2 separate regions of the Mus musculus genome follow, and region 2 is linked to region 1. Evidence: chromatin loops called from intact Hi-C (ENCODE). Cell type or tissue: heart. All regions are shown on one strand. Each heading gives the region's core, and the rest is flanking DNA. Links, peaks and the distances in the headings are about the cores only.

Region 1 (16,522 bases), core at 4,936-12,935:
CCCGAAATTTTTCTTCTGACCTACACATGTGGGCTGTGACATGCCTCCTTCCAAATAAATATATAAATATAATTTAAAAAGTAAACATGCACATTTTATAAATTATGGAGAAAAACCAAATTATGCTCAGAGAGCTCACAACTTGGAGTACAATACAGACAAGAAGCCCATTCACTGTATAAAAAGCTGACGATTGGTACCAAATGTGTCTCTGTGATGGGAAAACAAGAGAAAGTTCCCTATTCATCATTTTGAGTTGAGGCCTGATGCTTTGGGGGGTCCAGTCTTTCACTTTAGCAGTTTGTCCTTTTGTGTGTGTTTTGGAGTGGTGATCGTCTTTGAGAAAGGCAGTAGAAGGACCACTTCAAGGGGCTAGCAGCAGCCGCTGCCCGCAGCGCAGCGCAGCAGTTTCTTCAGTGACCAACAGACACCAGTGCAGTGCTTTTGCTTTCGCTATGGACAACTGCGATTTGAGCAGGACCAGGAAGCACCTGCAGACTGTTGAGGGGCAGGTCTGACTTGGGGATAGCGTGAGTACAGCTCTCGTGTACACGTGAGCCAGGCGTGAGCAGGCTTGACTGCTGAGAGTCAGTATCTAGTACTCACTGTAGTGCGACTCCTATATACAGAAATGGGTCTATAATTCTGCTATGTTGCCTTCACACTTCCAACAAAACAACCCAGCAGAAGCTGTAATATAGGTAAGCCCAATATTTGCATAATCCTAGCTGGATTTGCCATCACATTTTCTAGCAAATTAGAACATGAGCAAAATATACCAGCAAACACACTCTTTGTCCTACGACATACTTCTTTCACCACTCTGAAAATCATCATGGTTTCCTTTAGCTACATAAAACAAAGAGGAAATATGGAACTTAAAAAAAATTTTTTTTCCAGAAAGTAAAAAACCACAGCCAGGTGTGGTAGCACACGCCTTTAATCCCAGCACTCGGGAGGCAGAGGCAGGTGGATTTCTGAGTTCGAGGCCAGCCTGGTGTACAAAGTGAGTTCCAAAACAGCCAGGGCTATACAGAGAAACCCTCTCTCGAAAAACAAAACAAAACAAACAAAACAAAACAAAACAAAACAAAACAAAACAAAAAGCCACACTTGCTCCTTGACAAGAAATCTTTTTAATTTCAGATTATTAAGTTGTTTTCTTATGGTGCAAATGGGAAATGTAAAATAAGGAGTATGATACTCTTTTGTTAACCAATTTTAAATGTTCTCTTTGCATACAGATAGTTTTAAATATAACTTATGTGGGTTCATAATTGTATCTATACTCCTGAATTTAAATGTAGTACAGAGTTTAGCTCTTCCATTTCTTTTAGAAAAGCTCTATTACTTGAGGAAGTCTTCCAAATGACATTGTATTGCTGAGTGACAGTTCAGCTGCTCACATTCAGTAAGATTGTCCACTAATGACAAAGCATGTCATATTTTGAAAAAAAAAATTAAATAGAAGAGCAAAGAAGTCCGAGTCAGGAGTCATGAGTTCTATGGGTAAGGCTAGAGCTCACTCACTTTCTTACTGAGGGTCTTTGTAATGAATCTCCATGACTCCCACCAAAAGTTCTGGGTTCTCACACTGAATGCTCCTTCTCCAGGAGATCAGGGAGTGCTGTACTCCCTCAGCTCTGCCTTTTTGGTGCTCAGCAGTGGCAGCTCTCTTTGCTTCATCAAATACTGCTAGTTTCCCATGGCTTAGCTCAATGAAGACATTTAGAAGGACTGATGAATAGCATTTAGTGGGTATTTTTAACATGCCATTATACAGAGTGTGGGGCGGCGCACTCCTGTTGTCTGAGCACTTGGTAAGCGGCCGGGAGGCAGGCAGGCTCTAGCAAGCTTGAGTCCAGCATAGGCTTTGTAGCCAGACTGGCTCCAAAGGAACCACTATAACCACACACACACACACACACACACACACACACACACACACACACCACACACACACACACACACACACACACACACACACACACACACACACCACACACACACACACACACACACACACCACACACACACACACACACACACACACACACACACACATACACCACACACACACACACATACACCACACACACATACACACACACACACACACACATATACACATACACACATACACCACACACACACACACACACACACACACACATACACACCACAACACAGATGAATAGAAAAGCAAAGTTATTTGTTTTGCAATAGATTTTTCAACATAAATATACCCAAAAGGGGTATTTTTCCCTATAATTCTTTGTGGTGTTCAGTTTGTTACTTGGGAGCTTAGCAAGAGAGTCCATGGTTGTGGAAGAAACAAATCTTATGCCTTTGGGTCTTAATATGAAGCTGAACATAAACTCAGGACAGTACCAGTGGTAATTGGGATATTTGGACTTTTTAAACATTCTATTTATTTTGTTCTATATGTGAATAAGTGTGTGTACCACAGTGCCCATGTGAGCCAGAAGAGGGTGTCTGATCACCCTGGGACTGGAGTCCCAGTTAGTTGTGAGCTGGGGCTCAGTCCTCTGCAAGAACAGCCAGTACCCTTAACCACTGAGGGACCTCTCCAGCTTTAATTTGGACATTAATACTAACCCTAACCCCAACCCCAACTCTAACCCCAACCCCAACCCCAACCCCAACATAATACATGCATTGTGGAATTCTCTCTGGTAGAAACTCTCTGGGAACTAGGGATGCAACTGTGACAGAATGCTTGCTTAATAAGCAAGGCCCTTGGTTTGATCTCATTACAAAAAGGAAGGAATAGTGCACACCCTTAATCCTCTGCCTCGGGAGGCAGAGGCAGGTGGATCTCTGAGTTTGAGGCCAGCCTGGTCTACGAAGTGAGTTCCAGAATAACCAGGGCTACACTGAGAAAACCTGTCCTGGGAAACAAAACAAACAAACAAACAAACAAACAAACAAACTGGAAGGAAAGAGTCTCTGATTTATGGCAGTTCTCTCCACAAGTTTACCTCACCTCTCTTCAGATATAAAATCTCCTTAGATGTTCTCCCAGATATTTGTTCTTCTAACATTCTCGATTGCAGTGTTGTTTGAGATAAGTTAGCATACAGGATTCACTGTCTTTACAGAATGTATCAGTCATATTTTCTCATGTGCTTGCTAATTGTTCTACAAAGGTTTCCTTGCCTAGACAAGTAGCTCTTATAATCAAACCACATTTTTGGGGTGTGTGTGTGTGTGTGTGAGAGAGAGAGAGAGAGAGAGAGAGAGAGAGAGAGAGAGAGAGAGAGAGAGAGATTGATTTTCTCCATGGAGTTAATAGGTATTTCCACTCATGCTGAGCAGCAGGTAGATGGCTCTCTCCTTTAGCACCGTGCCAAACAATCTGGTCTGGCTTTAATTTTACAGGCCCTCAAAACCATAACTGTCACAATCTCCTCAGTTCAACTCTCAAGAGAAATTGATCGACAACATACAGTCCTGAGTGGCTGGCATGTGAAAGACACCCAGCTATACAATTTCACATCTAATCAAGAAAGATTGGGATCAGGGTTGGCCTATTGTCTCTCTGTTTCTGTTTCTGGCTGGAATCCAGCTGGCTTTAATGCTGCTCTGGAGAGTGATGTGGGCAGAAGATGGAAAGATGTTCAAGCCAGACAATCAGTGTCTGTGAGAGGGTCTTCTACATTGTCAGAAGGGCCCGGGGTTGCAGTGGATTTGTGCTGATTAGTGTCCTGAAATTCTTAATGACCAAAGGACAATTTCTAGCCCGGTTATCTTTGACCACTCTGTGACTGTAATGAGGGTCTGCAGCATGGAAGGATGTACGCTATCCAAGCCATGCTTAACAGCACAGGCTTAAACCTCAACTTTTGCCATTTTGAGTCTAATAACCCAAGGAAAAGGAAGCAAAATCTATGAGGAGTGGCAATTACGCAAATTTGTGCATAACGAAGTGCTAAAATGATGACAAAATTTTAAGTAGAAAGAGAACACACAGAAAAGGAGATTATCGATGGCTAGAAGGGCTTGGGAAAGTTCCATTGAGGAGTGGGGGTGGGCATTGGAGTTGGGGAGCAGGAATCTTTCTTTTCAAACCAAGATGGGTGAGCTTCGGTCTGGAAACATGGGAGTCAGGCTCAGCCCAGAATGCAGTGTGAGCAAGTGGCTTATAACAGAGGTAGGGTGTAAGCTCAGGACGCCTGAGATCAGTTTAGTCAGGAGCATAAAAGTACAGAGAGGGAGGGTGTGATGTGGAAAGGGTGTGGATGTCTGTAAGTGGAAGCTGTAAAAACTGCTAATGAGCTGTTCTCAAGTAGATGGCATGGAAGAAAGACCCATCCAAAAGAGGTGTGCAGGGTTAGTGGAGACTAGAGAGGGTGAAACTCAATTCAGAAACATAAAGGACTGCAGACTGTTCAGGTCCCTGTATCTGTCCACTGTTAGTTGCAAGGCTATCTTCATTTTGTTTGATTTGAGACAGTCTCACCATATAGGTCCTATCTGGCCTGGAACTTACTATGTAGACCGCAGCCTTGAACTTTCCAGCTTCTGCCTCCCAAGTGATTACAGACATGGGCCACTGTGTCCACTCAACAGTTTATTCCTTCAGGCTTAAGGAAAGAGAAGAGCTTGCCAATGAAAGAGAAGAGTAACTGATCTAGATGGAGAGTGGAAACATAGAGGCAAAGAAACAACAAGTTCTTTAAAGTCTATCAGTTTGCTTCTAATCTCGCTATTGGCTGCACGCAGCCCGGTGCTGGGACCTGGGTTCCCAGTGTTTGTGCTGTTTCCCATGGCTCTGCCTGCTTCTGTTTCTTTGCAGTAACTATTGCCATTATCCAGCATATTGTTTCCATTTCCATTCGAGTCTTGACAAGTTATCAAGGAAACAACAAAATGTGCCTGTTAGTTTATTATTTGTTCACTGTGAAGTATAATTCACATGGCCCAAAGAGGCAGCCTAGATTTGGCTATTCCTACAGACCTAAGATTCTGCTTCTAATTCAGTTGTAGACCAGACCAGACTGGTACCGGAATATTAATCCATATTCTTGGAGCAAAATGTCTAATCACAGGGACAGTTATTAAACATGTTTTCTTGTACTCACCTGTGTGTGTGTGTGTGTGTGTGTGTGTGTGTGTGTGTGTGTGTGTATGTGTGTGCACGGGCACAAATGCCTGTGGGGGCCAGATTACAATCTTGGGTGTCATTCCTCAGGTACCATCCACCTTGGTTTTTGAGACAGGGTCTCTTATTGGCCTGAAGCTCACCAAGTAAGCTGAGTGAGTTGGTCCAGTCAGTGAACCCCAAGGACAGAGCTGTTTCTGCCTCTCTGGTTTACAGGCACATGCAGCCACCTGACCTTTTAAAGATTATTATTGTTATTGTTATTATTATATGTTGATTCTGGGGGCTGAACTTTATACTTGGCAAAGCAAACACTTACAGCTGAGCTATCTCTTCGGCCCTACATGAAATTTTTCATGTTTATTTTTTCGTGTCAAGGAAGTGAGTCCATGACAACATGTGTTTTGACCACATAGGTATTATTTTTCATTCTACTTCATTACTTCTTTTCTTTTATTAAGAACTCTGAACTTCTCCAATTCAAGAATCCTTTGTGACTCTAATAGACAGGCCTAGCGCTTAGCCTGCAGAAACACATCTCAGAGTTGAAATTTGAAATTGAGTCATTGAGAGAATTGAATGAGGCTGTGCACACCTGTTATCCTGGCCCTTCTGGGACGGAGGCAGGAGGATCTAAAGTTCAGGACCATCCTCTCAGTACAGTGAGATTGAGGCTGCCCTGCATTACATAAGATCCCGTTTCAATGTAAGTTCCTGAATAGTAGCTTGTGTTCCTTGACTTCACTAAAGAGCCTTCCCTCAAGACATTGTCCCATTGAGCTAGGTGGGGGCTGGAGAAAGCCTGAGGCTATGCAGCCCAGCTGAGTGCTCTATTGCACGTGATCCTTATTGATCTGACTTCAGCGATCGCTCGGGTATTAGGTCTTCTACCCTTGTGCTGGAGTCTCATCAGTTCAGTTGCCAGCCATTAATGGCTTTCAAATATAAACTGGCTCATGTCAATCATGCCCTCATGCCAGGCAACTCTGAGTGAGAAGTGGGTTACAGGTTCTGCTACTCTAGCTGGCGGTTCTCCCAAAGGATCCAAAGTAGTTGGTTCAGAGCACTCAGTTGCATAATAAAATCCAGGCCAAAGTCTTCATTAAAAACTTGACTGAAACCCAAGTCTCTTTTGAGGAACCAAAATGCTGTCAAGTCTCTATGTTCCATACATTTTCCTGAACTAGAAAGTGCATTTCAAGGGTTGGAGAAATGGCTTGGCAATTAAGAGCACATACTGTTCTTACAAAAAACTACCCTTCAGTTCAGAGCACCATTAATGGCTGACAATCACCTGTAACTCCAGCTGCAGGGAGTCTGGTGCCCTCTTCTGTCCTCCATGAGCACCAGCAAACACATGTGTGCTCGCATAAGCCTGCACACATACAGGTGCACACATAATTAAAATAAAATAAGTTTTTAAAGAAATAGATTTCAATCGCAAATCAGACTAGTTCAAGCTCTGTGTCCTTTGGGCATAGTGTCCCGAGGATACAGCGCAAGACGATGAAATGATCAACGCAGTTGTCTTCTTTAAAGAAAACAGTAGCTAAGCTTGGAATCCACCTACTGCATTAGGTTGCTGTGCGCCTGAGGAATGCTTCCTCTGTCTTAAAAAGGCAATTACAGGACTGACAGAAAATGAATAAAAAGAAAAAACAAGACTTCTGAGGCGCTAGAATGGGAGACTAAAGAATTCAGGGCCAGGCTTGGGTGCACAGCAACTTCCTTTGGGAACGTGTTCCCAAATCTTAAAATTCAGAACTATGCTGTATGTTAATTACCTTGATTGGATCATTGCAGATTATAAATATGGGTCAAATGTCACACTTGACTCCACAAATTTGTCCAATTACCATGCACCAATTAACATTTTTTTAAAGAACTACTTGTTTTGTAGGGAAGAAAGGAGTCTGTGGGTGTGTATATCATTTGTAAAACTTGTCATTTATACATTCTGTAAGAGGCTATCAATCAAGCTCTTCCATGGTAAAATCTGAAGGTTTATGAGTAGAAGCAACTTAAATATTTTATCTCTTTTGCCTCTGGACTTGCTTTAAATTTACATTCCTTTCCACCAGCATTATCTTAACTGAAAGAAGAGAACTGTAAGTGTTTTGTAGAAGTAGTTTGGTGTTCTGACTTGAAAAGTCATTATTTTCCCAAACTTAGAAATACCAGAATTTTATTGGCCAATCAATAATCTCTTTTCCCTCCTCTCCCCCTCTCCCCCTTCTTCTCCTTGCCCCTCTTGTTTCTAATCTTAGAAAAGATTCTTTTTAGTCTAAGGGGAAATGTCTTAGCTCTGCAAACATAGGTTGGGTTCCTCTTTCATATCTATCAATGATCAGAGTTAGATTTTTGTCAGTTTGGACTCTATTGGTATGCATTTACATTCACATAGTTTAAATATTTATTTTCATATTTATGAATGTTTTGTCTGCACGATGTAAGCAGGCCACATACCTGCGGTGCCCAAGTAAGCTAGATAAGGGCATCTGCTTCTCTGGAACCTGGTGCTGTAAACACTTGTAAATGGCCATGTAGGTGCTGGGAACTGAACGTGGGTCCTTTGCAAGAGAAGAATACGCGCGCGCGCGTGCGTGTGTGTGTGTGTGTGTGTGTGTGTGTGTGTGTGTGTTGGGTGCAGGGGGCCATACATGAGTGCACAATTGCTGAGCCATCTTGTCAGCCTGTGTTCGCAGATTTTACCCATTATTGAGTTAGTCCGAATGTGACTCTTTGTTAGAACATGGAAGCCACAGCTAGAAAGTGGAGTCTGCTCTGTTTCATGATGAGTGCACTCCTATTTCCCTAAACACAGAGATAGAAAAGACTTAATAATTCATGGGAAGTCTGGGGTATGCCAAATAAAAACTAGTACATATCCTACAACTTTACTATCTGTCACGTTCCAAAAACCTTCCTTGCTTTGACCAGCATGAAGCTCTGGGGGGTGGGGGGGTGCAGAACAGGATTTGTGGGGGCTTCTCCTTCTGGGATGTGCATTCTGTAAGATGAAAGCTGAACTTTCCCAAACTCCTGGATGCTGCCCAGCCCATCTGTCCTCCAGGAAGCTCTTTCTTTCTGCTTACTAGACGATTACTTGTGGGCAGGTGAAGGTTAAGGAGGAGGCACTGTACAGGCAGGAAGTCTCTTTAGGGAGCATGTTATGCTGTGGAAAGGTGGATGGGAGCTAAGCTATATTTGTGGTACACATTTTGAAAATAATAGTCACAGGCTCACACTTGTAAAGTATCATCAATAAGGACACACTCTGCATCCAAATAATCCTTTCCCTAGCTCATGCGATTCTCCTGAAGCTCGCAGCCTAGGACAGCACTTGGAATTAACACAGCCAGCCATATTACCTGAGTTAGAACGTTCTGTCATAGGAGCAGAGTGAAGACCTGAAAGCCCTCATTCAGGCTCCACTTTGCTTTTTAAGGGATGTTATAACTGCCCAGAAAAACGAGATAGACTGGATGGTATTAGAGCCTTCATTAAAGAAATAAAAGATTTTCCCAAGTTCTTGAAACATTCCACTTCTGGACTTTTCTGTAGTTTCTGAAGCGGAAACGCTATATAGAAGAAGAGTAACAAACAAAAATAAGCCAAAACCACGAGTTCAGCTCATTGCAACAACAGAAGCAGGATCTCACAATTACAATCTGTATATCAGGTGAAGACTAGACCTGTGGCAACCTAAGAATTGGTTAAAGCTTAAAACAGGAGAAATCAAACAAAAGCAAAACTACACACATAGGGGAAGAAAAATATCAGGGCTGATTTCTCTCATGTCAAAATATATACTTTAAAAATATTATTTTTATTTCTGTGTGTAGTGTAAGAGTTAATGTGTGCATGCAATGCCCAGCGTGGCCAGAAGAAGGCATTACCTCCCTGGAACTGAAGTTACAGAGAGCTGCAACTGCTGTCTGGGTGTTGGGACTCAGGCCCTCTGTAAGAGCAGGAAGGGCTCTTACTCCCTGAGTTATCTCTGAGCCCTCAAATTATATATAATTGGGTGCTTCAGTGTTGATTCTCCATCTTATAATACACAGTTCTCTTTAGAAAATTCCTTAAAGCTTCTGAGTTCATTGTAACCTTAGAAAGCTCATTATGTAGCATAGGCTAGCCTTTTGAACTTGTAATAATCTCAGCTCTCCCAAGGAAAATCTTTCTTTTAAATGTATTAATTATTATTGTGTGTGTGCTTGAGTGTGCATGAGTGTGCTGCCACAGAACAATCTTTGGGAATTGGTTTTCGCCTTCTATTTTCACATGGGTTCTGAAAATTGAACTAGGGTTGCCAGGCTTGTGTGGCAAATGCTTTTACCCACTGAGCCGCCTCAGGACAGCCTTCTTTATTTAAACAAGAGCCACCTGGCTCTTGGCAGTTCCCAGATTCCTCCTGGTTCTAAGTCTTAACCTGGTGATGCGATTTGTTTAATACGAATCTCCAGATCAATTTTGGGAGACTCTACCTTTGACAATGAAGACTCCTTATGCAGAAACAAAGTGTCTGACCCAGCCTTGGCCACTGCAGCTAGTCAGAGGTGTGTCACTCTGTACCTTAGAAACACAGAAAGTGTTTCTCATGTTGGCACTCATGTTGTTAAAAACAAACAAAAAGTAGAACCAAGAAAAGATATTACAGTGGATGTTGACAGTGTGACCCCAGATCTCCATAATCCCAGAGCTTGAGAGGCCGAGACAAGAAGAGCCTGAGTTTCAGGGCAGCCTAGGCTACACAATAAAATCTCAGGGAAAACCAAATCAGGCGAGGTTTGAACTTTGAAAATAGAGCCTTTTATAAATTAATAAGACGTTAGTACATTATTAATTGGGAATACAGGAGCCACATATTTTGAGGGCAAAGTTGAATAGCTTGGCTGGTACAGCTGAAAACCGAGCCAGGCAATTAGGAGTCAGTTCTTTTTCAAAGTTCTGGAGACAAGTCTGCAGGGGAAGGGAGTTCGCAGAGGCGGGGCATCGAGTTTTAAGTGGAGTGGGAGGAGAGGTAGGATGTGTTGGGGGTGATGTTTGTAGTTTCTTCCCAGTTCCTGGCCTACTGCAGTGGCAGCCCAGGAGATTAGAGTGGAAAGAAGGCCCTTTGACCTTTCCAGGCTCCTGAAAATGTGTCAAATGACCAGTGTCCGCCCACAAGCACATTTTGTTACGTGGAATACAAAGCTTATGTGAGAGAATTTCTTGCTCTGTTGTACTTCCCGAAAAAAAAAAAAGTGGCAATGGAAGATTCCATGTTCCCTGGTAAATACAGAGTCCGGGAACAAACGAGGGACTCAGGCTGACTGCATGCAGCTTTGTGTTAAATTTTAGAGGTGGTGATTCCTTCTCTGTCTTGCCTACACGTTGTTTTTCTTAACCAATTACTTCTGGAAGCCTGACCTAAATCCTTTGTTTATTTAGTCTGGTGTGTGTGTGTGTGTCTATGTGTTTTGTCTGCCTGTATGTTTTTAAATTGCTTGCCTGAATGCCTATGGAAGCTAGACTATAGCACCAGACTCCCTAAAACTGGAGCCACTGTATAGATATAGGAAATTGAACCTGGATCCTCTGACAGAATAGCCAGTGCTCTTAACACCTGAACCATTTCTTAAACCCTCTTGGTTTCTTTCTAGATTATGTGTCAGAAGGAAGAGAAGGGCTCTTGTAGAATGGTCTGCTTTGGCTGCCCGTGCCCTTTATTATCCTTAGTGCTGAACCCAGGACTTGCTCTTCCAAGCAGCATCACCAGCTCACAGAACCATCACAGAGGGTGGACCTCACAGATCCATCAATGCATGGTCCAAACTACCTTTCTTCTTCCACCCCTCCCATCTCTATTTCCCCTGCCTTTGGAAATGCTGAGTAGAGCACAGGCCGAGATAGAAGGAATTATGGAGTGACGGAGACAACTCATTCTTACATTGTGGGTCATGGTTCCTAGTCATCCAATAGTGGATATGCTGTGATATATTAATAGATGTGGAATGCTTTATTCACAACATTCTAAGTAACCCTTTATCCATCTTACAGACATGTAACTAACCATTGTTTGTTCCCCTGTTCAAGGTTGTATAGACAAGTAATATCATCTCTGGATTAGAAAATGGGCTTGGACTATCCAGATCTACAGCCATAGTTGGTATTTTAAGTGACAGAGGGGCAAGTCATAGGTGTAACTCCTATCAGAGTCATCAAGGGATGTTGAAGTAAATGGAAATTTTTTACCTAACGATCTCGACTTGGGACAATAATTTCACATTTTGATTACAAGTGTTGCTTCCCCTAAGGGCTCTTAAAATAAAATCAATTGAGTTTCATGCTTGTTCCTCCTTTGTAATGGACAGATGAGGAGAAAGCACTAAGAGTTGACTCACAGCTCTGAATGAGGTTACTAGAAAGCTCCTTCAATGTCTGAGTGTCTCTGTGAGCTGGAGAACACACTATGTGGAGATGAATGTAAAACATTACACCTTACCTGAAGAGCCATGTATAACTCACTAGCTAAGGACCAGCACTGAGAGAAGGAAGGCTCCCATTAGTGTGAGTGGATGGGGGGCCTTTGGGAGAATGTAGAGATCAAGCTAAAACTCTGAAAGATGAGTAAGTAGAGGGGGGTGAGTGAAATGATTCTTTTCATACACAGGTTTATGAATGTAGAACCAGAAAGAACCATGTGGCCTTAGAGTGTAGCTCGGTGGAGAACACTTGCTCAGCACACAGAGGCCCTGGGTTTCATTCCAAGGCCTCCAGATGAACATCATACATGATATGAGCTCACTTCCCACTCAACAGGGATGCAAATAATTAGGACAGAGACTTATGTGTGGACACTGACCTGGTCACTGTAGTTGGGGTCAAGACACAGTTTTCACTATTGTGGGATGGGGTGGGAGTATGGCTGGAAAACTGAGGCTAACTATCAGTGGACCAGTATGTAAAGGTGTAGTTCGGTGGAGGAATACCTGGCTTTCTGTGCCTGAGGCCTCAGTTGCCAGCACATTCACAAACAGAGGGAAATGGAGACAAAGAGGACCAGTTAGGAGACTGTTCCAACAGCCCACATGTAAGAGAATCATTGCACTGGGGCAGTAGCTGCAGGCCAGATGTGGAAGATATATTAAAGGAAGGGCTCTTAGGATTTGATGACAGATTGGCTGTAGGGAAGAGGAGAAGAGTGAAATGCTGGGGTGGAGGGAAGAGGCTGAGAGGAACTCACATGCTCCCCCTTCCTCCCCAGCATATTGAGATTGAATTGAAAATATTTTTAAACAGGAAACATTTTCAGGCATTTTTTTCCCCTGCAAAATACCTTCTATTGACTTTTTTTTCCACAGATCTTACATAAAGGTGATTTAATCATATGGACTCATATTTAACTTTACACAAAGCCTCTTTGTTCCAATGTCAATAATGACAAAAATACAAATATTTAGATCAGCATATAAAGCTGAAATCTCCTTAAATTCATTCTGGCTATGCAGTTTTGCGTGGGGGGGCGGGGGGGGGGGGGGGGGAGAACCAGATGTCCTGACTGGAACCATTAGGTGGCCTGATTCACATGGCAAAGGCTGGGGACATCCAATATTATACACAACTCAGTATTGGAAATTCCCCTTTGAGACTGAAAGAACAGAAGTTTCAAATCCGAAACCTTACTCTATGCGCAGGGAGTTAGGAAAAGAAAAGTGTCACACTTGCCACTTGGCTGAACCATGACAATTGAAATGGTTACAACAATCTGTCTGATGGCCCATTAAGTTCCCCAGATGGAAACAGGATACAGGCACTCACTTTAGTGTCTTGATGGAGGTCCCCATTCAATCTATCAGTACCCTAATAAATGTATTTCCCTAACCCTCATCATAAAAGTGAATTTTGTAACTGTCATTAATCAAGCTTTCCATTCACATCTCAGAAATGTCACCTTGATTCAAACCTAGGACACAGCTACAGGACACACAGAACCTCACCCCACTCAGGTTCTTTCCCTGAGAGAGACCCCTACGTGTTCAAACTCTCCTACAGCTGTTAGAACACTGATGGGACTCATGTGTTGGCAGCCTAGTCTTGTCAGGAAGAGACCAAATGTCACACTGAGGGATGTAGAAGTCACCACAAATAAGTCTCTCAATGTTTTCCAGTTGGACCAGGTAGATCCAGATTTTGCCAAGAAATGGAGATTGGCCTGTGGTCTCTGTCTTTTAAGTTAGCGTTTTCTGTTCATTGAGTTATTTTACATTGCTTTGTTAGGGAGACAGAAACATAAGTTTGTGTCTTCAAGGTGTGAATTTACTATGTGCCAACACTCAGTATCTTGTTTGTGCTCTGCTGCCTTGGACAGGTGAATCTTTGGGATGGGAGAAGGGGAATCTCCCACATTATCTACCTTCTGAGCAGCCAACTTGGTGATCAGTCTCCAGGCATAGGCTCCTGGGGCCCATGTGGGGCTTCCATTCATAGGCAGAACTTTGTCCTTGCCTTTGTTAGAATACCACTGTGGGACATCTCCTTGGGTGAAAGCCAGCCCAACAGCAGGGCTTTATGTTGTCCCAAAATGATGCTACAATGGTACCAAATGGCCTGGTCGGTAAGCTCTGAACTTGCTCCATGCAGTAAGGAGCTCCCATCCTGATATGGTGGGAGATATTAGTCTCCCTTTCCCTATTCACTTTTGAAACTTCAGTTCCACAGTAAAACTAATATGGAATGAATGGAATTACAAACGGTGTCAGCTTGTGAACTAAGTCCTATTTCATTTTGGTTATGTAATATTGGGACTCAGATAATGCTCAGTCACTGGTGGGAGAATGCTTCTCCCTGAAGATGTTCGAACCTTGGCCAGGACATTCTGAAAAACAAACACCTCTGCACCATACTGGGATACTGGTTTTGTTTTAACTTTTTAAAAAAAAACGAGCTTTGAAAGTCAGCTGTATGATCACAAAAATGTAAGACTGAACCCTGAAACCGAATGTTAGAGACCTTGAGTCAAACCAGAGTCCCAGGCATTCATCCTGTTGCTCTACCTATTACATAGCTCCTACTTGCAAACATCCCAGATGTAGTGTTGTATACAAAAATCTCTCACCTGCAAAGAGTAAGGACCAAGTTGGATTTCCCTATCCAATTTGCAATTCTTGTAGGGCCAGGTTCTTCCACAGTGCAGGTATATGGTTTCTCAGAAAGAGTCAGTCTCTGAATGCAGTGCAAGAAGTAACCCAGACTCACCCATTTTGCTCAAACACTTGAAAAATAAAAATACCTTCTTAATCCCTCAGAAAATAAGGCACTGATTTGAAAGGCTTTTTTTTTTTTTCGACATAAGATGTTGCATGTAATGTCCCTTGTTATATTCCATTCAATTAAATCCTGGTGGGTGATTTTGGCAGAGCAGTTAGCCACACATCAGATGACAACTCACTTACTGTTGCTCGGCACCCCATGACCATTAATTTCCAATGACTAACTTGTAATTAAAATCTTTGTGTTTATTTGTTTATAGCCGGGGCTGAACATCTATTTACATTTAATTAACACTGTTTAAAGCCTATAAATGCAGCGACTTTAATGATCCATCCTAGCTATGCTGCTTTAGTTTTTCCTGACTTGTAAAACTCACACACAGATCTGCAAGTGAATTACATCCATCTGCTCCCCCGCAGCTGCAACCGGGCTACGTTAGAGAGCCATTTCCCCCTACCCCCCCTCTTTGCTTGGCTTCCAGCTCTAAGTATTTTTGTTTCAGAGCCGACCCAAAGACTGCACCGACGGGAGCCAGCCCTTTTCTCCTGAGGAGTTCCCGGACTTAGTCTTCAGAAATGATTAAAAGCCACTCTTGCTCCATCCCAAATCGACGCAATCTACCTTCCACAAATTCGGTTAACAAAGCGTTTCCGACTCTGCCGGCTTAGAAGAATCTTTTCTTATTGAGAAGAACGCAACAGTTTAAAGTGAACTCTTTAATGGTGAGAGCTAAAATCAACGCTTTCTTGGCCTTGCCCATCCTTGATGAGCAGTCTACACCTACTCTTCTGCGCCTATAACGGGAACCTCAAGGCACCCGGGCTCCCGAAGACAGTATCTTCGTTACACCTTCAAAAGCAACGCAGGAGAAGCATTAGCGCTACAAAGACAGCCGAGCCAGAGCTATGTGCACTGTTATCTGTCAGTCGTACAATAGCAGCATTGATGGAACGGCGAGGACCGGCTTTGACAAGTGTGCTGGGCTAGCATTACATTCCATTCCAAACTACGGCGAGAGAGAGAGAGAGAGAGAGAGAGAGAGAGAGAGAGAGAGAGAGAGAGAGAGAGAGAAGGAGAGGAGAGGAGAGGAGAGGAGAGGAGAGGAGAGGAGAGGAGAGGAGAGGAGAGGAGAGGAGAGGAGAGGAGAGGAGAGGAGAGGAGGAGAGGGAGAGGAGAGAGAGAATTGATTTGGTGTCTTTTACTTTACCTGAAAATACTGCGTTTCTTGTGGCTGCTGCAAATGAATTCCTCCTCCTCTTTCCCAAAGCCAAGTACTTGGATTTGCCTGCAACTCTCACTTGGAGAAGACCACACAGCTCCAGCAGGGCAGCCTTCCTTCTCTTAATCCCCACTCGAATGTGATGACACACACTAACCCCAACCATCTGTTGAAACACGTCCTCAAGCACTCAGCACAGTGCTGTGTCAAGACAGGCTGCCCAATCCAATTGCTGGGGCTGAGAGTCTCTTACGGATTGGAGGCGGAGGGCTGGGCAGGGACGGGGAGGTCGGAGAACTCCCCAGCCAAGTAACCTGAGATTTTCGGAGAGAAAGAACTGCTACAAAAGGAGGAGTGGGAGGTGCGGCGGGGAAGGTAGAGCGAATGAATTATTCTGGTGGCCAGTTGTGCGTTACTTTTCACAAGTCTCTGTGCTCCTGGGTGGGTGGAGGGGGTTCTCGGTGGGATGCCCAGGAACACTAAAAATCTTTTACAGCTAATCTATTGAGGGCAATGTCCTCAGCAAGCCGCTCCCCCCATCACCCCACGGGAGATAAAAGATTCTTCTTGTCATGCTGATAAAGTGTTAAATGTGGGAGTAGTTTGCACTGAAATGTGACATCTACATTTTGAAATCTAAACTCCTGCCTCCCTTTGATTGGGGGCGGCCGCCTCAAACATTCCTGAAAGGGCTTGGGGGGTGGTGTCGCAGCTTTGAGCCGAAACTTCTTTTTCTCACTGGGCTCTTCACGTGTCTCTCAGGCTAAACCAGAGAGACGGTCAATGAAAACCATTTCACTCTACTTCTCCAAAGCAACTCATGCTTTCCTAGATAAAGGTGGCTTTTAATCACTTTCTACACCCACAGCCATCTCGGTATTACAGCTCCTGGTACTAGAAGGCTACACTCTGCCAGTAATTGT
Region 2 (16,522 bases), core at 3,310-11,309, 1.0 Mb after region 1:
CTCCTTCATTTACTTGTAAGAAAAATTATCTCTTCAGAATATTATATCTTATATTAAATGAATATGTGATTCAAATGACATAATTTCTGTTTTTTTTTTCAGAAATTATTATGTAGCTAACAGTTTCTTCTTGTGATTTATCAGTGACACGTAGTGATTCATACTGGAAGATACAAGCTAACAATGAAAATTACTTGTCACTTAATGCTTGTTGACCCATGTCTGCTTTGACAGGTCAATGTTAAAACTACCATATTCTTGTCATGGAACTCACCCTGATCAGACATCAAAGTATTATGTAATAATTGTGATCTTGGGTCCTGCATCCCTCAGAGATTAGTCTGCGCAGGTGAGAGTGAGGACTATAGAAGGTACACAACTTCTGGGACAGGCAGAAGCAACACAGCTTCTGGGACAGACCCCGTTTTGGGCTCCAGATATCTGGGCACCTTCCCTGCCAGAGGAGAAGTGTCCGCAATGCCCGGGAGGGCTTTGCCTTGGAGAACCTTGGGGAGCCATCTTGGATTCCGGATCCCTCAGAGACTAGTCTGTGCAGGTGAGAGTACAGACTACAGAAGCTACACAGCTTCTGGGACAGGCCCTGTTTTGGCCTTCATCTTCAGCCAGGAGGCAGGTCCGAAGCCAGATATCTGTGCACCTTCCCTGCAAGATTCTGTTTCCAGGATTTGTCCATTGGTGAGAGTGGGGTGTTGAAGTCTCCCACTATTATTGACCATATAATTGGTCACAAAACAGGACTCAACAGATACAAAAATATTGAAATTATCCCATGCATCCTATCTGATCACCATGGACTAAAGCTGATCTTCAACAACAACATAAATAATAGAAAGCCAACATTCATGTGGAAACTGAACAACACACTACTCAATGATTCCTTGGTCAAGGATGAAATAAAGAGAGAAATTAAAGACTTTTAGAGTTTAATGAAAATGAAGCCACAACATACCCAAACTTATGGGACACAATGAAAGCAGTCCTAAGAGGAAAACTCATAGCCCTGAGTGCCTCCAAAAAGAAACTAGAGAGAGCATACACTAGCAGACTGACAGAACACCTAGAAGCTCTAGAACTAAAGGAAGCAAATTCACCCAAGAGGAGTAGATGGCAGGAAATAATCAAACTCAGGGCTGAAATCAACCAAGTGGAAACAAAAAGAGCTATTCAAAGAATCAACCAAACAAGGAGCTGGTTCTTTGAGAAAATCAACAAGATAGATAAACCCTTAGTCAGATTAACTAGAGGGCACAGGGACAGTATCCTAATTATCAAAATTAAAAATGAAAAAGAAGACATAACAACAGAACCTGAGGAAATCCAAAACTTCATCAGATCCTACTACAAAAAGTTATACTCAACAAAACCAGTAAACCTGGATGAAATGAACAACTTCCTAGACAGATACCAGGTACCAAAGTTAAATCAGGATAAGATTAATGATCTAAACAGTCCCATTTCCCCTAAAGAAATAGAATCAGTTATCAGTAGTCTCCCAACCAAAAAAAGCCCAAGACCAGATGGGTTTAGTGCAGAGTTCAATCAGACATTCAAAGAAGACTTAATTCCAACTCTTCTCAAACTATTCCACAAAATAGAAACAGAAGGTACCCTACCCAATTCATTCTACGAAGCCACAAATTACTCTGATACCTAAACCACACAAAGATCCAACAAAGAAAGAGAACTTCAGACCAATTTCCCTTATGAATATCGATGCAAAAACAGTCAGTAAAGTCCTCGCAAACCGAATCCAAGAACACATCAAAATTATCATCCATCCTGACCAAGTAAGCTTCACCCCAGGGATACAGGGATGGTTTAATATATGGAAATCCATCAACATAATCTGCTATATAAACAAACTCAGACAAAAACCATGTGATCATCTCCTTAGATGCTGAGAAAGCATTTGAAAAAAATCTAACACCACTTCATGATAAAAGTTTTGGAAAGATCAGAAATTCAAAGCCCATACCTAAACATGATAAAAGCAATCTATAGCAAACCAGTAGCCAACATCAAAATAAATGGAGAGAAACTTGAAGCAATCCCACTAAAATCAGGGACTAGACAAGGATGCCCACTTTCTCCGTACATATTCTATACAGTACTTCAAGTTCAGCCAGAGCAATTAGACAACACAAGGACATCAAGGGGATACAAATTTGAAAGGAAGAAGTCAAAATATCACTATTTGCAGATGATATTATAGTATATATAAGTGACCCCAAAAGTTCCACCAAAGAACTCCTAAACCTGATAAACAGTTTCAGTGCAGTAGCTGGATATAAAATTAACTCAAACAAATCAGGGGCCTTTCTCTACACAAAGGCTAAACGGACTGAGAAAGATATTAGGGAAACAACACCCTTCACAAAAGTCACAAACAATATAAAATACCTTGGTGTATCTCTAACTAAGGAAGTAAAAGATCCGTGTGATAAGAACTTCAAGTCTCTGAAGAAAGAAATTGAAGAAGATCTCAGAATTTGGAAAGATATCCCATGCTCATGGATTGGCAGGATTAATATAGTAAAAATGGGTATGCCACCAAAAGCAATCTACAAATTCAATGCAATCCACATCAAAATTCCAACTCAACTCTTCACTGAGATAGAAAGGGCAATTTGCAAATTCATCTGCAAAAAATAAAAAACTTAAGATAGTAAAAACTATTCTCAACAATAAAAGAACCTCTGGTGGAATCACCATGTCTGACATTAAGCTGTACTACAGAGCTGATAAAATCTGCATGGGACTGGTACAATGACAGACAGGTAGATCAATGGAATAGAATTGAAGATCCAGAAATGAATCCACACAGCTATGTTCACTTGATCTTTGAAAAGGGAGTTAAAACCATCCAGTGGAAAAAAGACAGCATTTTCAATAAATTGTGCTGGCACAACTGGCGGTTACCATGTAGAAGAACGTGAATTGTTCCATTCTTATGGCCTTGTACAAAGCTCAAGTCTAAGTGGATCAAAGACCTCCACATAAGACCAGAGACACTGAAATTAATAGAGGAGAAAGTAGGGAAAAGCCTCGAAGATATGGGCGCAGGGGAAAAATTCCTGTATAGAACAGCAATGGCTTATGCTGTAAGATCAAGAATTGACAAATGGGACCTCATAAACTTGCAAAGCTTCTGTAAGGCAAAAGACACTGTCAATAACACAGAAAGGCCACCAAAAGATTGGGAAAGGATTTTTATCAATCCTAAATCTGATAGGGAACTGATATCCAATATATACAAACAGCTCAAAAAGCTGGACTCCAGAAATTCAAGTAACCCCATTAAAAATGGGGTTCAGAGCTAAAGGAAGAATTCTCAACTGAGGAATACCGAATGGCTGAGAAGCACCTGAAAAAATGTTCAACATTCTTAATCATCAGGGAAATGCAAATCAAAACAACCCTGAGATTCCACCTTACACCAGTCAGAATGGCTAAGATTTAAAATTCAGGTGACAGCAGATGCTGGCGAGGAGGTGGAGAAAGAGGAACACTCCTTCACTGCTGGTGGGATTGCAAGCTTGTACAACCACTCTGGAAGTCAGTATGGAGGTTCCTCAGAAAATTGGACATAATACTACCAGAAGATCCAGCAATACCTCTCCTGGGCATATACTCAGAAGATGTTCCAACTTGTAATAAGGACACATGCTCCACCATGTTCATAGCAGCCTTATTTATAATAGCCAGAAGCTGGAAAGAACCCAGATGTCCCTCAACAGAGGAATGGATACAGAAAATGTGGTACATTTACACAATGGTGTACTACTCAGTTATTAAAAACAATGGATTTATGAAATTCTTGGACAAATGGATGTATCTGGAGGATATCATCTTAATGAGGTAACCCAAATCACAAAAGAAGTCATTAATTATGTACTTACTGTTAAGTGGATATTAGCCCAGAAACATAGAACACCCAAGATACAATTTCCAAAACACAAGAAATTCAAGAAGAAGGAAGACCAATGGGTCGATACTTCATTCCTTCTTAGAATAGGGAACAAAATACCCATGAAAGGAGTTATAGAGACAAAGTTCAGAGCTAAGAAGAAAGGATGGACTATACAGAGACTACCTCGTCTGGGGATCCATCCCATAATCAGCCACCAAACCCAGACACTATTGCATATGCCAGAAAGATTTTGCTGAAGAGACCCTGTTATAGCTGTCTTGTATGAGGCTATGCCAGTGCCTGGCAAATACAGAAGTGGATGTTCACAGTCATCTAGAATTTGGAACACAGGGCCCACAATGGAGAAGCTAGAGAAAGCACCCAAGGAGCTGAAGGGGTCTGCAACCCTATAGGTGGAACAACAATATGAACTAACCAGTACCCCCAGAGCTCCTATCTCTAGCTGCATATGTAGCAGAAGATGGCCTAGTCAGCCATCACTGGAAAGAGAGGCCCCTTGGTATTGCAACCTTTTTATGCCCCAGTATAGGGGAATGCCAAGGCCAAGAAGCGGGAGTGGGTGGGTAGGTAAGGGAGCAGGTCGGAGGGAGGGTATAGGGAACTTTCGGGATAGCATTTGAAATGTATATAAAGAAAATATCTAATAAAAAATAAATAAAAATTATAATAATTGTACCATTAGTGTTTAAAATTACCCAGATTTTCATGACTTTCAATAAGGTAATTATTTATAAATCCTTACTAAATCCAGCTATTCCACATTAAGATAATGTAAACGATCAACTATGAACAGTGTCTTAGTTACTTTTTTGCTGCCAAGAAGAGACACCATGGCCAAAGCAACTTGTAAAGGAAAGTATTTACTCTGGGGACTTGTTTAAGGTTTCAGAAGGCGAGAGCATAGCTATCACAGGAGGGAACAAGGCAGGTGGGTATCCTATCTTTGTGCTGGAGGTGATGAGAGCAAGAGACACTGGGCTCAGAAGCCACCCTCCCAACCCCCACACCTCCTCCAAGAGAGCCACTCTTCCTAATCCTTCAAATATCTCCACCAACTGGGGACAAAACATCCAAACCTATGAGGCTGTGGGGCCATTCTTATGAGATCCGGGGTTGTGAACACTGTACTGTAAATCTCTGCTGGTCTTCTGTCCTCATTTCTTTCTCCTCATTTCCCCACATTCCTCCTTTTTTTTATATTTATATTTTATATTTATATTTATATTTAGCTAGACAAGGTGGTATATTCACAAAATGCCATCACTTTGGAGATGGAAACATTAGAATAGGAGTTCATCACCAGCCTTGACTATGTAGAAGGTTGAAAGCCTTTGTCAATATAAGTAAAATGTAGGCCTTTGGTGACAGCAGCCCACTCTGCCATCTGTTCTTCTATGAAATCTCTTGTTATGTAGTCTTCTTGTAGCTTCTGTGAAAACCCCTATCAAATAGCCATTTGTGAAGTAGTGAGATACCCTAAGGGCTTTTCTAGTCCCACACCCTCTTTACAGCTCCCTGGAGGGTCAAGGCTAGGCCAAGTTACATTTTCCACCCACAGGAACATTCTTGAGTAAAAATTTCTCAGAAAAACTTCAGAATGAGTCCCAGATAGAATTCCAATGTGTGTTATGATCTGCCCACGCTTGCTAGTCAATAGATTTAAAGGTAAATATGCTTAGCCAATAAGTTTGAACTGTAACCTTGCTGATGTCACTTGTACCCCTAAAAAGTATAAAATTTGCTTGTAATAGCCATTTGGGGTTGCCTTCTAGTCACTTGCCTTAAGGTTGTAATTGAAGGTCGACCCCAAAATGATGGAAAATAAACCTCTTGCTTTTACATCGATCTATATCTCGGTGTAAGTACCACAGAGTGAGAGTCGGAGTCTTACAGTAATTAATCTTAGATTTCTCTAAAAGTAAACAACATAAGCAGCCCAAGCTTCATTGGCTTCAACAGAATATAATGCACAGACTTTGTCTGAACCATACGTGATAGGCTGAGAGCTTTTCCTGGGCAATACATAGGAATTAAGGAGACAAACCTGTCGTGCTGACTTGGTGGCAACAGCTGAAACTCCAAGGTGTGGGATAGGAAGCCAGAAGCACCCACACCATGACTTGCCAGCCCCTGGAACTCAAGCTTGAATCAGTCCTTGGAAGTTTCTTCTGCCTCTGCCTGGCCGTCGACCGTGAGCAGAAAGGGAACCAGTGTGTCTTGTTAGTACGCTGGATGCTGCTGCTCTTCTTCTGCAGAGCACTCCACAGACATGAGATGGAAAATGCTTGGCTTCATTAAAATAAATGAAAGAAGAAATTTGGCTTCCCAACCTGTCCTTATCAGAGTCAAATAAACACTTTAGACTAAACTTGAAGGTAAGAGAAGCCAGACCACTAGCCAAAGTTTGTCTATTGAGTAGAGTGACACAAAGCCAGAAGGAACATATTTAAAGAACTATCAGGTCTCATTTCTTGTTTCTATTTCTGGTTTCAAGGATGGAACTTTTAGTGAAATCAGTTTTAAAATTTAAGTCCCATGAAACTGTGATTATCTGCTCCCACATTTGCTAATTGATTCCTGCAGCCTCCATCGCCTCCTCAAGATGTACCAATGAAAAGCCCTATGCTGTTACCAGAGAGCAGCAGGGCAGCATGCTTCGTTATGACACCAATACTAAAGTGGAGAGAGGAACCTGGAGTTGATGGTCAGAGCCCAAAGTAACAGCCATTTATATATGTTAACCTGTAATGATCATTCGATATTGAGGAAACTTGTTTTTTATGCAGTTTTGGAGGGAGCCCTGTGTTCTATTGAGGTGGGCATCATCTGTAAACATCTGAGCTTTCTGAAACGTAACGCACAGAAGCCTTTGTTATGCTCATGTCATGTCCCTGTGACTTGACATGGATACAGCCCCAACAGGAAAGCAAGCAAAGGTGTACATTTAGGAGCTGTGTCCATTTCTTTAATTTTAGCAGCACCAAGAAAGGTCTTTCCCCATAATTAGAAAAGCAATGAATCCAATTTAAATTACACATGCGATTTGCTGAACTTACATGTACTGTGTCATTCAAGTATCAATAAAAGAGAAAAGCCTACTAATAAGTTAAATGCTTCAGACTTGATGCATTTGTATCAATGACAATCTCTCTCTCTCTCTCTCTCTCTCTCTCTCTCTCTCTCTCTCTCTCTCTCTCTCTCTCTCTCTCTCCTACATCTTACTTATAAGACAGTTAACAAGGAAAGCTGTCTGTACTGGTTTGCTCTAAACCTTATTAGAACTATCACATCATGCCAACCCTCTGATTTCAACTCTCAACATCTGCCTGAAGAACACTAAGTAGTTTAGGTTTCCTGTCTGCCAATCACTTGAGGAAGATCTAATGCTAAACAGGCATAATCAGGAGCCTGATGTGAGTCTTGCTGCTTCCTGTGCTAGGCTCCTTACGTCTGTCATGAAGGCAGACCAGTAGAGAGCCTATATCAGCACTGTAAACAATGTTCGACCATTCACAAGAATTCAAACTGTTTTTATGTGCTAAATATTCTTTACCTTTTTGTCTCAAGTAGAACAACCTAGCAAATGAGCCCAAGCCTTGTTCCTGCCCCCTTGCTCCCTGCCGTTACTGCTTCCTTTCCTTTCACATCTAAGGTTAGTTTTCATCTGATTATGTATGCAATCTCACTGTGACCATGATGGGAAACAAAGCAGAACAAACACAGAAGCATATAGAAGCATATTCACCTCATATTTTCTTCAGTATTTATATGCTAATATGTTCTTTAAACTTTATACAAAGGTAAATAAAAATGTGTTTTCAGAAATGTTTTTTTAATTATTCATTTTGCATAAAGGCCTACTGTGCGGCACTTTTGACTTATAACACAGGTTTCCATTTTAACAGCCTGTGTCAGTGTTTTCTTGTGTGGGGCTTCCTAAGTGCTTGAAAACTGCAAAGCAAATGCACTAGCACCCCCTGGTGGTCTAATGAATGTATAGCACAAAGTAGTATCAGTCAATAGCTTTCTGTTATCTCTTTCATGTCACTTTTAACAGTGCAAGGCTATTTTTAAGTCAATACATAACATACATTTTAAAGACATTTTGGGTATTTTCATGTGTGAGTGGATAATAAAATGACTCAAAATGTACAAAGTAATACATAAATTCATAGAGAAATTTAATACTTTGTCATACTCTTACAGAACTCTGCTTTGTTCATTACGGTATTAGCCTATGTAAATTAACCTAATTACTAATAATTATTCCTGGCTTTATTATTATGACTTTTTAAATTGGATTATGTCTGTGCAATTCAAGTTGATCTAGTACTAACTATGGAACCCAGGCTAGACTTGAACTCACACATAGCCCAGGCTGTCCTAGAAGTTACAACCTAGTTGCACCACTTTTTTATAATGACAGACACAAACCACTAATGCCCAGCTTCAAGTTGCCTCTTGAAAGTAGATTTTCAGTTTTAATTTTGTGTACTATACAAATCAGCTGTAATTTGGTAAACTGAAAATGGTGATTTAACAGTTTGGCAGTTCCTCCGAAAATTGTACCTAGTACTACCAGAAGATCCAGCAATACCTTTCCTGGGCATTTACTCAGATGTTCCAACTTGTAATAAGGACACATGGTCCACTATGTTCATAGCAGGCTTATTTATAATAGCCAGAAACTGTAAAGAACCCAGATGTTCCTCAATAGAGGAATGGATATAGAAAATGTGGTACATTTACACAATGGAATACTAATTAGCTATTAAAAATAATGAATTTATGAAATTTTTAGGCAAATGGATGGATCTGGAGGATATTATCCTGAGTGAGGTAACCCAATCACAAAAGAACTCACGTGATATGCACTTACTGATAAGTGGATATTAGCCCAATAACTTAGAACACCCAAGATAGAATTTGCAAAACTCATGAAACTCAAGAAGGAAGACTAAAGAATGGATACTTTGTTTCTTCTTAGAATGGGGAACAAAACACCCATGGAAAGAGTTACAGAGACAAAGTTCTGAGCAGAGCCTGAAGGAATGACCATCCAGAGACTGCCCCACTTGGGGATCTATCCCATAAATAATCACCAAACTCAGACACTAGGCAGATGCCAACAAGAGCCTGCTGACAGGAGCCTGATATAGCTGTTTCCTGTGAGGCTCTGCCAGTTCCTGGCAAATACAGAAGTGGATGCTCACAGTCATCCATTGGATGGAGCACAAGTTCCCCAGTGAAGGAGCCAGAGAAAGTACCCAGGGAGCTGAAGGGGTCTGAAGCCCCATAGGAGGAACAACAATATGAACTAACCAGGACCCCCCCCCCCCCCAGAGCTCGTGTTTCTAACTGCATATGTAGCAGAGGATGGCCTAGTCAGTCATCAATGGGAGGAGAGGCCCTTGGTCTTGCAAAGATTTTATGCCCCAGTACAGGGGAATGCCAGGGCCAGGAAGCAAGAGTGGATGAGTTGGGGAGCAGGGCGGGGGGGGGGGGAGATTATAGGTGACTTTTGAAGAGGAAACTAAGAAGGGTATGACATTTGAAATGTAAATGAAGAAAATATCTAATGAAAAAAAAATTTTTTTTAAATGAGAAAGAAAATGGTGATGTAAAAAGTGTGTGTGTGACCTCAGAGTATATGCCTGAGGCTGCTGATATTGAGTATATGCCTGAGGTTGCTGATATTGAGTATATGCCTTAGGCTGCTGATATTGAGTATATGCCTGAGGCTGCTGATATTGAGTATATGCCTGAGGCTGCTGATATTGAGTATATGCCTGAGGCTGCTGATATTGGCAGATCTGAGGAGACTGAGAGTAAGCACCATTTAGTACAGAGAGTATTTAAATTTTTATATAAAGTAGTGCAGGCATTTATAAATATTTCATAGGACTACTTAAACAGTAAAAAAAGATATGTTACTTTAGAAATTAATTACACTTTCCTGACATAAGGTTTTATCGGGTTGTTCAGAATAGCCTGAAACACAGGGTTTTCCTGCCTGTGTCTCCTGCAAGATGGGATTACAGGCAGCCTATGCCACCATTCCTGGCAAATAACTGTATTTTTAAAAATAGAAATGCCTTAAGAAATGAATTGATTTATCTGCATACTCATGTATAATAAGGTTGCAAAAATGCCCAACATACATATGCTTTCTTAATTTCTGAATCCTAATACAAAAACTATTCATATATATGTGTGTGTGTGTGTGTGTGTGTGTGTGTGTATGTATGTATAAGAATTTAAATATATATATTTAAATGTTTCTCACCTGATAAATATTTTTACAGCAATTTTTACTTGAATGACAAATCAGTTAGAAGAATGCACTTTGACCACAGGGCTTTTGTCAGCACCAGTTATCAACGGAGCTGTGCATTTAGTAGAGTAGCAGATATGCAGTTATCTCTTTAATCATTAGTTTACTTAGTGATTCACACATCAATGCATTCAATGCAACATTTGAGCAGCACCTCCAGCCATTATAGAGTTTCTCAGAGCTTTATGAAAATCATGGTGACTTATAAAGACAAAGTAAGAAGGCCTCCTTCCTCTGCAAGTGAGGAAGTTCTGCATGTTACCTGTCACGTCAAATAGGCGGCTGAACATTTTATGTATTGTATGTGTGGACACACGTGCCACTCTGCCTTTGTGCAGGGAAGATGAAAACCAACAGGATTTAGTTGTCTCCTTTGACCTTTTGCGTTGGGAGCTATTAAGACAACTCTATTGTCTTGATCTCCGAATTGGGCCTCTCCTCCCGAGAAGAAAAGGGGGTCAAAAGTGGAACACCGACACACCGTTCCGAGAACAATCACAGAATGTTCCAGCCCTAAGTCAGCGCCAGATGTCCTGACCACAAGATGTACCCTGATACCACCAAGTTCCTGCTTCCCCGTGTAGTTGCCAAAAGAAAAATTTCCACTGCCCCATCCGTCCTGCTGAGAAGTACTTCCTCCTTTGCTTGTGCATTTCTGCTTCCCCATTCCTCCTGCTGAGTTCTTCCCCTTTTGCTTGTGCATTTAAGCCTTGAGCCTTGCTGAATACAGTGAGACCTTGATGCTACTCAGACTGTTTACGTGTCATTTCTCGCACTTGGTTTTCGTCTCTCCCTCCCCCCATTTGGTTCTTAGGAGAAGGTCCCCTCGAGACCCTCGAATAACTGGACCTGCTGAACGGGTCACTTTTGGGACTCAGGAGTCAAACTCAGGCCATCAGGGTTGGTGGCAGGTACCTTTATCAACTGAACAATATAATCAGCCATTAAATTAACATTTTAAAGAATCTTAGTTTCAACAATTTCCATCTCTAAATTTGTATTATATTTATCAAGAACAAACCCTTGAATGTTAAATATATATTAAAATGTATTTATTATAATTATAAACTATTTTTATTTTTTAGTTTTTATTAAAATAAATTATTATTTTAAATAATTATAAATTATTATATAAAATAAATATATAATAAAAGATACATAAATATATAGCATCAGTTATATATTATACATTATATATAATTATATATATATGTTGGATTTTAGCCTTTATTACATAGTATCCTTAAATCCTTGGCAAAAGTTATTATTTCTTTTATAATTTGTCCACACAGTTATAATATTATTGAAATAATAATTATTTCTTGTGGAGAAAGTGGATGAAATAAAAACTGTATGTATTTGCTGGTATATCAATATAAAAATATTACTTAATAGGCACTAATAAATGGCATAATATCTTAAATAATAGCAGAAAAATAAAAGTAATTAGAAAATTTAAGAGATGATAAATGCATAAACAACACAATTTATTTATTAAAATGTAGAAAAGAAAAATACCTATTAGCATTGTGTCTGTCTGGTCCACCACCCCCAAAGGAAGCGTTCACTGTCCTTCAAGAATTTCAAATGCAAAAACTAAAGCAGAAAGAGTTTAATAACTGACTTCAGAACTAAGAATGTGTAAAACAGAATTAAGTCCCCACAAAGTGACAGAGTACAGCTCTTCAAAGCATGTAGACCCCTAAAGGTCAGGGCCAGTGGAAAGTCGTGTTTATATTGGTCACATGGGACTCAGGTAGAAGACCACCATTGGGTGCTGTCCCTAACAGGGTAATGGCTTCAGTCTCAACACAGACTTGTGGTGCCTTTCCATAGCAGCTCTTGAAATCAATCACATGCCTCTATTTTGACTAAAGTATCTGTTTCCCACTTTAATGGTCTCATAAGTGAGACTCCATCTCTCTTGTCCAATGTGCAGCAATAGACCTGGCAATATGAATGGGGCAGGAACTACCAGCAGGCAGAAGCATAACGGACGTGCACGGGGAAAGGACAGCTTGAGTTATTATAGTGAGAATTCGCAGTATAGACAGAGGAACATCTGCCTGACAGGAAGAGTGGCTGGAGACCAACTGTTATGCATCACTTTTAGCTGTAGATGTTTATTTAATGCTGACTTAGGTGGATACGCCACTTTGCTGGCATTTTAATATGATTACCAAGAACAAGAATGTATCATGTTATCTGTCTATAAGGAGTATTCATACGTGAAAGATTATAAACTCATGAAACTGTTGCTGCCTCTCTTCTAGTGATATTTCCAGCTTACAGTGGTGTATTTTCTTAATTTGTAGACATTATAGGCATAAGACATAACACAGACCATGTTGAGTTTAGGTTTTATATAAACTTATTATTTTATTTAAAATAGCTTCCAGCTGCCAAGCTAATAAATATTAAAATTTCTATATGCAAGAAAGACTCTGCCCTCTATTTGCTTGATTGAAACTCTAACAAGCACAGAAAAATCTTCCAGGGTTGGCTCATTTGGAATGTGTTCTCCTTTTGAATAAATTACCACTGCTGCTAGGTTTTGACAAGTAAAACAGTGAAATCTGGAGGTAGGGTGCAGCTCAGAGGGAAAATATTTGCCTAGTATTCATGAGGCCTGGATTTGATCCTTAGTACTAGAGAAAGAAATTAAAACATGTACTCAAAATGGAGTAGAATTGCAAATCAGATCTCCCAGTAGGTAGAATAGTAGCTCTCATGTATGTGTTCTGAGGTTATGTGAAATGAGGGACAAATGCATTCATTCAGTTCTTACATGTAAGACAAAACTGTAATGTGTGTGCTGATTCTGCCTCACTGATCACAGTCTTCACCCTCTCTGCAATGCACACACACACACACACACACACACACACACACACACCAAATAAGTTTTGTTTTGATGCACAGTTTCAAAGGTTTCAGGCCATACTTGGTTAGCTTTATTACCTTTGCGGGGCTGGAGAAAGACAATATCTCACATCAGGGAGCACATGGTAGCGATAAACTTGGAGCAGCTGGATAAAGAGAGGCGGGACCAGCGTACCAACATCTCCATGCAAGCTATGTTCTAATAACTTTCAACTCCTTTGGCTAGGCTTTGTTCTTAAATGTTCTACTACCAACCGATAACACCATCAGCTGGGGGGGAAGCCTCAATGCACAAGCATTTAAGAGATAGTGGAGTTTCAACCTATAATAGTCTTGAAGAAACATAATCTGCTCTCATAAGCTTAAAGCATAATAAGTTGCAACAGGGAGGGTCTTTACTGCATGCCATAGTGAGAAATAAACAGAGGAAATGTCCTGGTTTGAAAAGCTGTATTATATTCTTATTCTATTTTGTACTCCAAATGAAGTAAAGTGGCATGCATGGTATGTCAGGCAAGTGAGTAATCTCTGATGGAAGACTGATAGAGAATATTACATAATGGGGGAAGATAAGGAGCTAAAGTAACATTTCTATTAGTTTACCATGGCACCACTTTTCACTACTTTTCCTATTACGTTGGATAAAGATAGATATATTCTTGACTTGATTGTGCAAATGTGGGAATAGCTGATTATGTGGGAAAATTGGATTAACATTTTAAAATTATTATAAGCCATGATTAACAACTCACAATGTACATTAAGGAGAATATCAGCTTACTACATGCCAATGGCATTAACTAAAATATAACTCAGTAGTCAAATAAGCCTGAGGATAATGACATTTAATTTGATTTAGTAACTGCAGACCATCTCAGAACTTTTAATCACCTAATGTTTATTGAAAACCTGCTAGACAGTAATATGATATTAAGAGTTTAAAATCCTTGGTTGATTACAGGCTCTGTTCCCCTTAAAGAACATCACAGAGGATTGTTTCCCGAGGTGAACTTTCCATGTTATAACAGAAATATCCAAATAGCTAAACTTAAGTTTACATAGAATCATTGTAAAACATTTAGAGTATATTTTAAAGGATCACTGAAATGAGTAGTAAATGAGAAGGAATCTCTACCATAGAGATTCTATATGAGCCAAGAATGTTTAAAAAGTGACCATGGAGATGAGGGCAAAGTAGTACCAAATAATGTGAAGATAGGTGTTCTACAGCCCTGTTGTCCTCAGAGCCATGATTCATAGCATCACTGTCTACAGAGAAGCATGTTCAGTGATGTAATGTAATAGAATTATACACCATCCATCCTATTTGTCCAAAACTAAACTAGAGATACACCCTATTTGTTAGATTGTCACATTTTAACCAGGACACTATATTAGAGGATTCTGTAGCAGTGAGCACTAGCATCAAGCAGCTACAAAACATCATCTATATATGTCCATAAATTTCCATATACCTGAAGCTACTTTAGAACAATGATGCCAGTCCTAGTCAGGTACAGATGGGAGCCTGGCTCTTAGCTGAAGATTAGATCTGCTTGGTTCTATGTATTTCTTACTATTCTTTGGATCAATAATTAGCCAGTGAACACTATGTCTACGGGAATAAAAACACGCAAAACAGGAGTATTAACCTGGTGGCTTCTGCTGACCTCATCTACAATGATCACATTTCATTTCCATTCAGTTTTCCTTTTCTAAGGCAAAAGTCACACATGATCTACACATAGGAGTTGGAGAGAGCAGTATGTCCTTAACACTGTAGGAAGAAATGAATATATATATATATATATATATATATATACACACACACACATATATATATATATACATATATATATATATATAGAGAGAGAGCATACATATATACATATATATATACATGTACATATATACATATATATAATGTTATATAATGTATAAGTGTATGGATAGGGAAGGGAATAGCTTAATTTAGTATAAAAGTACATAAAACTGTAGAGAGGCTTGGGGTAGTATAAGTCCTATGAATTAGGGCATTGCAGAGCAGTTGCAAAATATTAGAATTCTTGGTTGAAAGAAAGAAGGCTTGAGGGAGCCATGATCATTGCTCTAAAGTATCTGAGGAGCTTTTAGGAAAAAGAGCCATGAATTATTAAAGGTTGTCTCAGCAGACCTAAACAATAGAAAATGCTCCATAAAAAATAAATAGGCAATGCATGGCCATTATCCACATTGTTCTGAAACACATAAAACCTGGCAAGTTCTAACTAGCAGTCATCACATTGCAATTCTGCAGAGCTGTATGCATTTAGAACCCAGCCAGCAGGCACACAACCCACAGACAGCAGGCATACAACCCAAACAGAAAACAGGCATTCAACTCAACCAGAGAGCAGGCATACAACCCACAGATAGCAGGCATATAACTCACAGAGAGCAGGCATACAACCCACAGACAGACAGGAGGCATATAACCCAAACAGAAAACAGGCATACAACCCACAGACAGCAGGTATACAACCCAAACAGAAAACAGGCATTCAACTCAACCAGAGAGCAGGGATACAGCTAAACATATTGTTCATAGTGTATTGAAGTATAATAATAAAATTTGGGCCAATAAGTGTAAAATACTTTTAAAAAGACTCCTCAGGATGGCTTCAGGAGATGAAATATTTCTGTGAACTGATAAATTATCATGAAGTGATCAAAATATAGATCAATGAAGTGGAGTTTGTTCCTGGATTATGGATGTCAAAATTATATGATTTTCTTTACTTTCTGGAAATTACAGTCTGAATTGTTTTAAAAGGAATATATGGAATATATATTCTCTCTCTCTCTCTCTCTCTCTCTCTCTCTCTCTCTCTCTCTCTCTGTTTTTCTGAAAATAGTGATTGCAATAACATCAATACACAAAACCTACAAATGTAACTAATGTTTGTATTTATATGGTGATATTGTGAGCTGTAAGTATAACCTCTAGAGCTGGTACTATTTTAATGACATCAACTAGACATAGTTATGGACACCAGTTAATATAAAATATTCAATAATTTGCTTAATTAAAGCTATATATACATACGTATCATGATTGTTAATATCCAAAACTGCTTTTATTTATTCATTTTTATAGCAGATAGGAACCTTAGTAATATTTGTATATTCTTAAATCTGTGTAAGCAACAAAAGCAAACACCTTGGTATCCTAATCATCACAGCATTGAAAAGGCCATTTGGCAATTTCCCTGTGCTTCTTCCTGATATGTAAGTGTTATATATGATATATGAGCCTGCACGTGTGTGTGTGTGTGTGTGTGTGTGTGTGTGTGTGTAAGCTCATGTGTGGGAGA

The links. Hi-C counts contacts between places; a loop is a spot of excess contacts. Peaks named below come from ENCODE experiments on the same cell type or tissue, not always from the same donor. Only the 100,000 strongest peaks of a DNase experiment are listed, where the experiment ranks them.
Region 2: a loop joins it to region 1, with 4 times the contacts of the local background. A loop is called at or near these places in 12 of 42 quality-filtered maps.

What each region holds. Positions count from the first base shown.
Region 1 is chr1:12,691,750-12,708,271 of GRCm38, reverse strand. It overlaps Sulf1 (sulfatase 1), which reads right to left and starts at 15,842. Exons shown (of 22, transcript NM_001198565.1): 1 at 15,588-15,842. In heart, for the core only: CTCF peaks have their summits at 6,452 (motif pointing left) and 9,012 (motif pointing right); a DNase peak (open chromatin) is centred at 10,161; H3K27me3 peaks cover 1,539 bases.
Region 2 is chr1:11,649,309-11,665,830 of GRCm38, reverse strand. The region is part of intron 7 of A830018L16Rik (RIKEN cDNA A830018L16 gene); the gene reads right to left. Among named protein-coding and RNA genes, the nearest start is that of A830018L16Rik, 240 kb to the right of the region's middle. In heart, for the core only: a CTCF peak has its summit at 7,937 (motif pointing left); no DNase peak of the experiment used is centred there; H3K27ac peaks cover 415 bases.